Regions from separate parts of the Mus musculus genome. Here region 1 is linked to region 2. A link is a loop called in an ENCODE intact Hi-C map of the cell type or tissue named here. Cell type or tissue: gastrocnemius. All regions are shown on one strand. Each heading gives the region's core, and the rest is flanking DNA. Links, peaks and the distances in the headings are about the cores only. Region 1 overlaps Dock4 (dedicator of cytokinesis 4). Region 2 overlaps Ifrd1 (interferon-related developmental regulator 1).

Region 1 (2,928 bases), core at 284-2,783, 360 kb before region 2:
GGAGTAAGTAGAATTTTTGATAAAACAATAAATAATCTGCTGTGACTGAGATGGAACCTCTACTTGAAACCATTCACTGAAGCATCTTACAAACCATTTTGTCTGCATTAAACAGAGAAACATTAGTGGGGCCTGTGAACAGCATTCTGTCTAGAATCTCACAAGCCTGTCTATTATGATAGGAAAGTCACAGAATGCCCAGCTATGACACTTTTCAGGAGAGGTAAGACCCTAAGGAGTAGGGGTCAGAGTAGATAAGAATGCAGAATTATAAAAGTTAAAACCTCTTTTTCTTCTGACCGAAATGATACAATGGAGGTCATCACAGATTCACATGTTAGCACATTTTAAGTATCAAAACAGGTTGTAATTCAATTTGTCAATTTAAGACAAAAGCAGATTCTTTGACAAAAATGTTCATTCCATAGATAGAGAACAATTCCAAAACTAATAATAGGTAATTATCCCAAATCACACAGTTATCATGTCACAAGAAACCATAAAACCAGGACATAAAACTTACATCTTCTGATGGCAAAACTAATTCTGTTTCTAACCTCTTGCCCCCAATTTTTTGGCCATTTTACCATGAAGTGAGGCCGGAATGGAAAGGCTTTTAGTTAGACCTGTTAGTTTCTGTTAGACTGCTAACTTCCATTTTAGCAGACACTTCCCATTTCTGAGTTTCCTTTCCTCATCTATAAAATGACCAGGCCTACAAAGCCCCACCATATTCCCAGCCACAAATGATGATTTAAAGACAAGGAAAGGGTCCTGACTTACACTGCAGAGCGCCTAATCCCTTTGGCTGCACACAGCCTGCCTTTAACTGACCCAAGTTTTTTATTCATTGGTCTGAGAATACCAGTCCATGGATTCTCCAAGGCAATGTAAGGGCTCCAGTTCTGTGACAGAGTGAAACTAATAGCAGGTACAGAGCAATGACGTTTTCATCTCTGGGCATGTTTAGACATCACTTCAGTGACCCTTGTCCCACTTCCCTGATCAGGCAGTGGTTGGTACATATGGTCCACAAAACCCATAACTCAGAAATGGAGGTTATTTTCTACAAGCACATATCTTGCTGTTTTGAACAGAAAGATCATTTTCAAAGTATGAACAAGACTATTTCATCACAGCCAGCGACAGAGACAAGAAGCCACTAAATAATGGCTAAGAGTCACAGCAAACACAATAAAAGCAAAACCATCAAGCAAACAAACAAACAACATCAACAACAAAACTCTTTACAGCTCTACGGAGGAAAACTAGAAACTGGTATGCGCTAAACAGAAATTCCATAAATCTACGTGGGGACGAACTGATGGTGTGCACAGTATGGACGGATCTCCTTCCACTGTCTAAAGAACCATGCTCTCTGCAAGACCAATCAGCACTGGGTGACACTGTCTAGCTTCCTTGAGTCGTCTCAAGGTTTGCAGAGCCTATTAGGCAGAGAGGGGGAATTCAGTCCAACCACACCCCCTGACTTACTGTATTCACCTTTCCCCTTTCAGGCTTGCCTCTGTGGAAAATAGTCTATCTATAGACATGTGATGGCGTGTCCTCTTAAGTAAAGCTCTCGGGGTTCCCACTGGCCGAAAGAGGAACCTCCACATTCATGGGGGCACTAGAGAGAGAAGGGATTTTTGAGGCAAATGTGACTCTGACCTGAGGAACAAATCTTAATAGAAAACTAAAAGGGATCAAATTGCTAAACTTCCTCTGAGTAGGAAGTTACAGGCATTTAAAGGAATTCAAATATTCATCTGTTAAGACATCCTCTGGCATGCAACACAAAGTTCAGAAATGCAAATGCACAGAAAACAATGTGGGGGAAATCAACTGATGTAAAGTGACTCAGAATTAATCCAGAACAACACAACGGTAGCCCCTGGGAACCTGACAGACATGCTGATTCACAGGGAAACTTGGCCAGGAACCAACAGTTGAAGGTCTTCTCTAGCTTGTACACGCACATATGCATAGACTTCTGCACACATGGGTTGGGTACATCATCCTAACACACATCCACACATCTGAACACACACACAAATAAATGTTTAAAAAATTAAATATGACCATATTGATGAACACTTTATACGTGATGAGACTATACACCACAATTGAAAGCTAGGAATTAGCACACTGTTAAAAAAATGAAGAGCTTAATATGAAGAAATGCATATCACATATTTTAAAAATTGAATTTAACATGGTAACATCAACCACAAGAAAGCTGTAATTGCTTTATTAATTTTTAGACAACTAACCATCAATATAGGCAAAGATCATTACCCAGTGATAAACAGTCAATTAATCAAGAAGACCTAACCATCTTAAGCATCTCTTTTATCAAATAACAGCACTAAAATATATCCAATTATATCTGTATCGAATTTGTGTGCTGCTGAAGAGTGATTCTACAAGTCCAGAGACTTAAATATAAAGTGTAATGGGCCGTGAGTATAGATCAGTGGTAGAGTCAGGAGTAAGGCTACATTCAAGTCCTAGCATGCACACCGTAGGAAAAGACTCTGTCTTAGTTACTCTTCTCTTGCTGTGATAAAACAACATGAGCAAGGGAGTAACAGTCAATCATGGTACAGAGGCATGGCAGAGAATGGCAGGCATGGTGGCAAGAGCAGGAAGTTGAGAGCTCCTATTTCAAACAGAAGCACAGGCAAGAGACTGCTATGTTGAAGAGGTGGAAGGCTTTTCTTGTGAAAGCCAGCTCTCTGAGACTACTTCCTCCATCAAGGCTGGACCACCCAGAACTCCCCAAACAGCACCACTAACTGGGAAATAAGTGTTCCAAAGCCTGAGGCTACAGATGATATTTTTCATTCAAATGATCACTGGCTCATTACTAATTTTACAACCACTTTACATGACAAAATCCCCCAAGGCTTCATTTCTATAGCTCAG
Region 2 (2,928 bases), core at 281-2,780:
CTTCTACAAGACTGCACACAAGACATAAGTCGAGTAGTATTGAAATGGGTAGTCATCTCACTAAGTAATTGTTAAGATTATGGAGTTGAATATTGGAATGCCCCCAGTCGTTCCACACCAAGATAATAGCCATTAGGTATTTGTTGACCTAGCTACTACTCTTTGATCATTCGAATGATATTAGAAAAGTAAATGACCAGTTTTCATGTTAAATATTGGAGACTGGCAATGCAAAAGTTTTCCTCCAGGGTCTGGAGAGCTGAAAGCTCTTGATCATGTGTTAGGTGATAACTGGCTGGGTATGGACTATTACAAATAGAAATGTATCTTTAGATATTTTTTCCCTTTCTCCTGAATGCGTGGTGAAATTCATTGTGAAGTTATGAAATACTGTTCATGTAACCTAGTTGTGGTTGAATCAAGGCTCCTGCTACTTCTGTTTAAGCTTTCCCTCCTGAATAAATACCGGAGTTCTTTCATAAAGTCTTACTAGTCTTATTAAAGTTTTCATTTTAAAAAGATGAAAACAATGGAGAAACACTGACAATTTGGAAACAGATGTTAACAGAGGTCTCCACCTCACAGACACCCTTCCTTTCTGTAGTTTCCTGACAAGTATTGTTCTTTTCTTAGGACAGACACATTTTGCCTCAAGGTGTATTGACCTGCCCTCAGACTGCATCAGTGCTGTCTTTTAAATTCTTTTTCATAGAAAAGATACGAGTTTAAACACTGCATTTTAGCATATGTAATGTAAACACTTGAAGCATCTATAAAAGGAAAGTAATTGATTTGGTTGTTGAAACTGCAAGCTTTGATATTGTTACCATAAAAGCTACCTCTAGCAAGTGGGACTGGATGAGAATGCTTTTCTGTAATTTTCTACTTGAGCCACGTGTGTTTTACTTCCTAAATAGTTGAGTCCGAAAGGAAGTTAGCAAAAATTTTACTTAGAAACCACTTTTTCTATTGAAGTTTGGATGACAGGGAGAATAAATCTGATTTAAGTGAATCTCTAGGGTCTTGGATTTTTATTTATATTCTTTGTAAGTAATTGGAGAGTTGTAGGAAACCAAGAAAATTGATCTCACATGCATGGATAAGTTTACACAGCAGTGTTCTGATCTGAGGAGTGGATTTTCACGTTTTATGTTTTCTTTTTTGTTTTTCTCATTTTGTTTATTATGACAGTCTCAGTCTGTAGCCTGCTCTGGAATTCACTGTAGCATCAGCTGTTCTCAAACAAAGGCAGCTTCTTGTCTTAGACTTCTGATTGCTGGAATAGCAGACGTAAAGCCACAGATTTAGCAGGAAAGACAGGGTTTTTAAGGAAAAAAGTTTGTATAGTAAGACTCTGAGAAATAAGGAGGACTTCACATATGTAGAGTGCCTGCTCGTTATTAGCTCAGGATTACAAGGTAAGCTTGACCTAGATGTTAGACATTCTTACGAGATGAATTTCCTTGCTTTAAGAGTGCATTTACTTATTTGTGCGTGAATGTGAGCACACCAAGACATGGATAGGGAAGTCAGAGCACAGTTTCTGTGTGGATCTTGGGGCTTGATGAACTCAGGCCAACAGCTTGGCAGCAGGCACCTTTTCCACTGAGGCGTCCTGCCAGTCAGTCATTCCTTGCCCTTTCAAACCCCTTCCTGGAATCATGAAGAAACCAAACCAGTTAGTTAAGAGACAGAAGCTTAAAGTTGTGTACAAATAATCTTAAACACAGGCCACATATGAACAGTTTTAAAATTACATTGGCTTGTATGTAAATATGGTAAGATTCTTCAGAATATACTCAGCTGTTAGCATAATTTGTCATGAGGAAAGATCCAGAAATAGGCTGGTGTTTATTTTTTCCTAGCACAGTGATTAAGAAATGTTGGCATTGGTGCCTCACTTATTCTCTGTGCTTTCCTACTTTGATCCAAGTTACTTTGGTATCAGGCAAGCAGATTTCAAGGTCACTTGTTAATTTAAAGTTTTGCTAACTTCTCTGCATAGGGTTTTTTTAAAATTTTTTTTTAGCAACTTATTTAAAGGAAAATTAGCCTAACTCTAACAGGCTTAATTTTAGAGGATTTAATAAAGTAAAATTAACACCCATTAATCCTAGGATTTGAGAGGCTGGAGTGGCAGGAAGATTGCAGGAGTTGAAGGTTAATCTGGGTTATATAGTGAGATTGGTTTGCAGAGCCCGACTGTTGCCCCAAACTGGAATAAATAAATAAAAGTAAGGTAATAATGACAATAAAAATACAGGAACTTATTTTTTTTGAGGAATTTGATTTTTATTCAGACCTAAAGTTTAAGTATTAATCATGATGATGTGTGTATAGAGGTGTTAATAATTATACATTAAAATATTTCTGGAGAAATTGAAGTTCTAAAAATATGCATTCAAATAAAATGCTCATTAATCTATATTTGTTTATAATTTTTCATGATGAAATTAATATATGTACGGGCTTTTGATACTTAACCTTTTCCCCCAGTCTTTGGTGGGAATTGGTTGGCAATGATTGTCTGCATCTATACACTGTTACATCAGTTTATTATACATAGTAAGATGATTGTATAATGCTACTTAATGACATCTTTATGTACTAGTAGAACACTCCAAATTTGTAGTATAGGACACATTATTTTCTATACTCCTGTATGATGTGATTGTGTTTTGATATGCTTAGTATTGAAATATATTTCTGTAAGATTGCGCATAGATTGTGCATAAAAGGTAGTAGGTGAAACCTTTGCATAATAGGTGCCAAAGGAAGAGGTTAGGCACATTGGTGGGTAAATGAGATTGACTTCTGTTGTGTAGTTCATGTTCATTTTTCTGTATTCTGTCCAGGTGGTAATCCTAGCATCTCTTCTGCAGAATGTACTCTGTAATATTAAAATTACTAGTTATGTATTCTTTGATT

The links. Hi-C counts contacts between places; a loop is a spot of excess contacts. Peaks named below come from ENCODE experiments on the same cell type or tissue, not always from the same donor. Only the 100,000 strongest peaks of a DNase experiment are listed, where the experiment ranks them.
Region 1: a loop joins it to region 2, with 2.5 times the contacts of the local background. A loop is called at or near these places in 1 of 42 quality-filtered maps.

What each region holds. Positions count from the first base shown.
Region 1 is chr12:40,583,701-40,586,628 of GRCm38, reverse strand. The region is part of intron 1 of Dock4 (dedicator of cytokinesis 4); the gene reads right to left. Among named protein-coding and RNA genes, the nearest start is that of Dock4, 140 kb to the right of the region's middle. In gastrocnemius, for the core only: no CTCF peak of the experiment used is centred there; no DNase peak of the experiment used is centred there; H3K27ac peaks cover 1,096 bases.
Region 2 is chr12:40,219,070-40,221,997 of GRCm38, reverse strand. All of the region lies in intron 1 of Ifrd1 (interferon-related developmental regulator 1), which reads left to right. Among named protein-coding and RNA genes, the nearest start is that of Mir1938, 2.3 kb to the left of the region's middle. In gastrocnemius, for the core only: no CTCF peak of the experiment used is centred there; a DNase peak (open chromatin) is centred at 1,586; H3K4me3 peaks cover 2,500 bases; H3K27ac peaks cover 2,500 bases.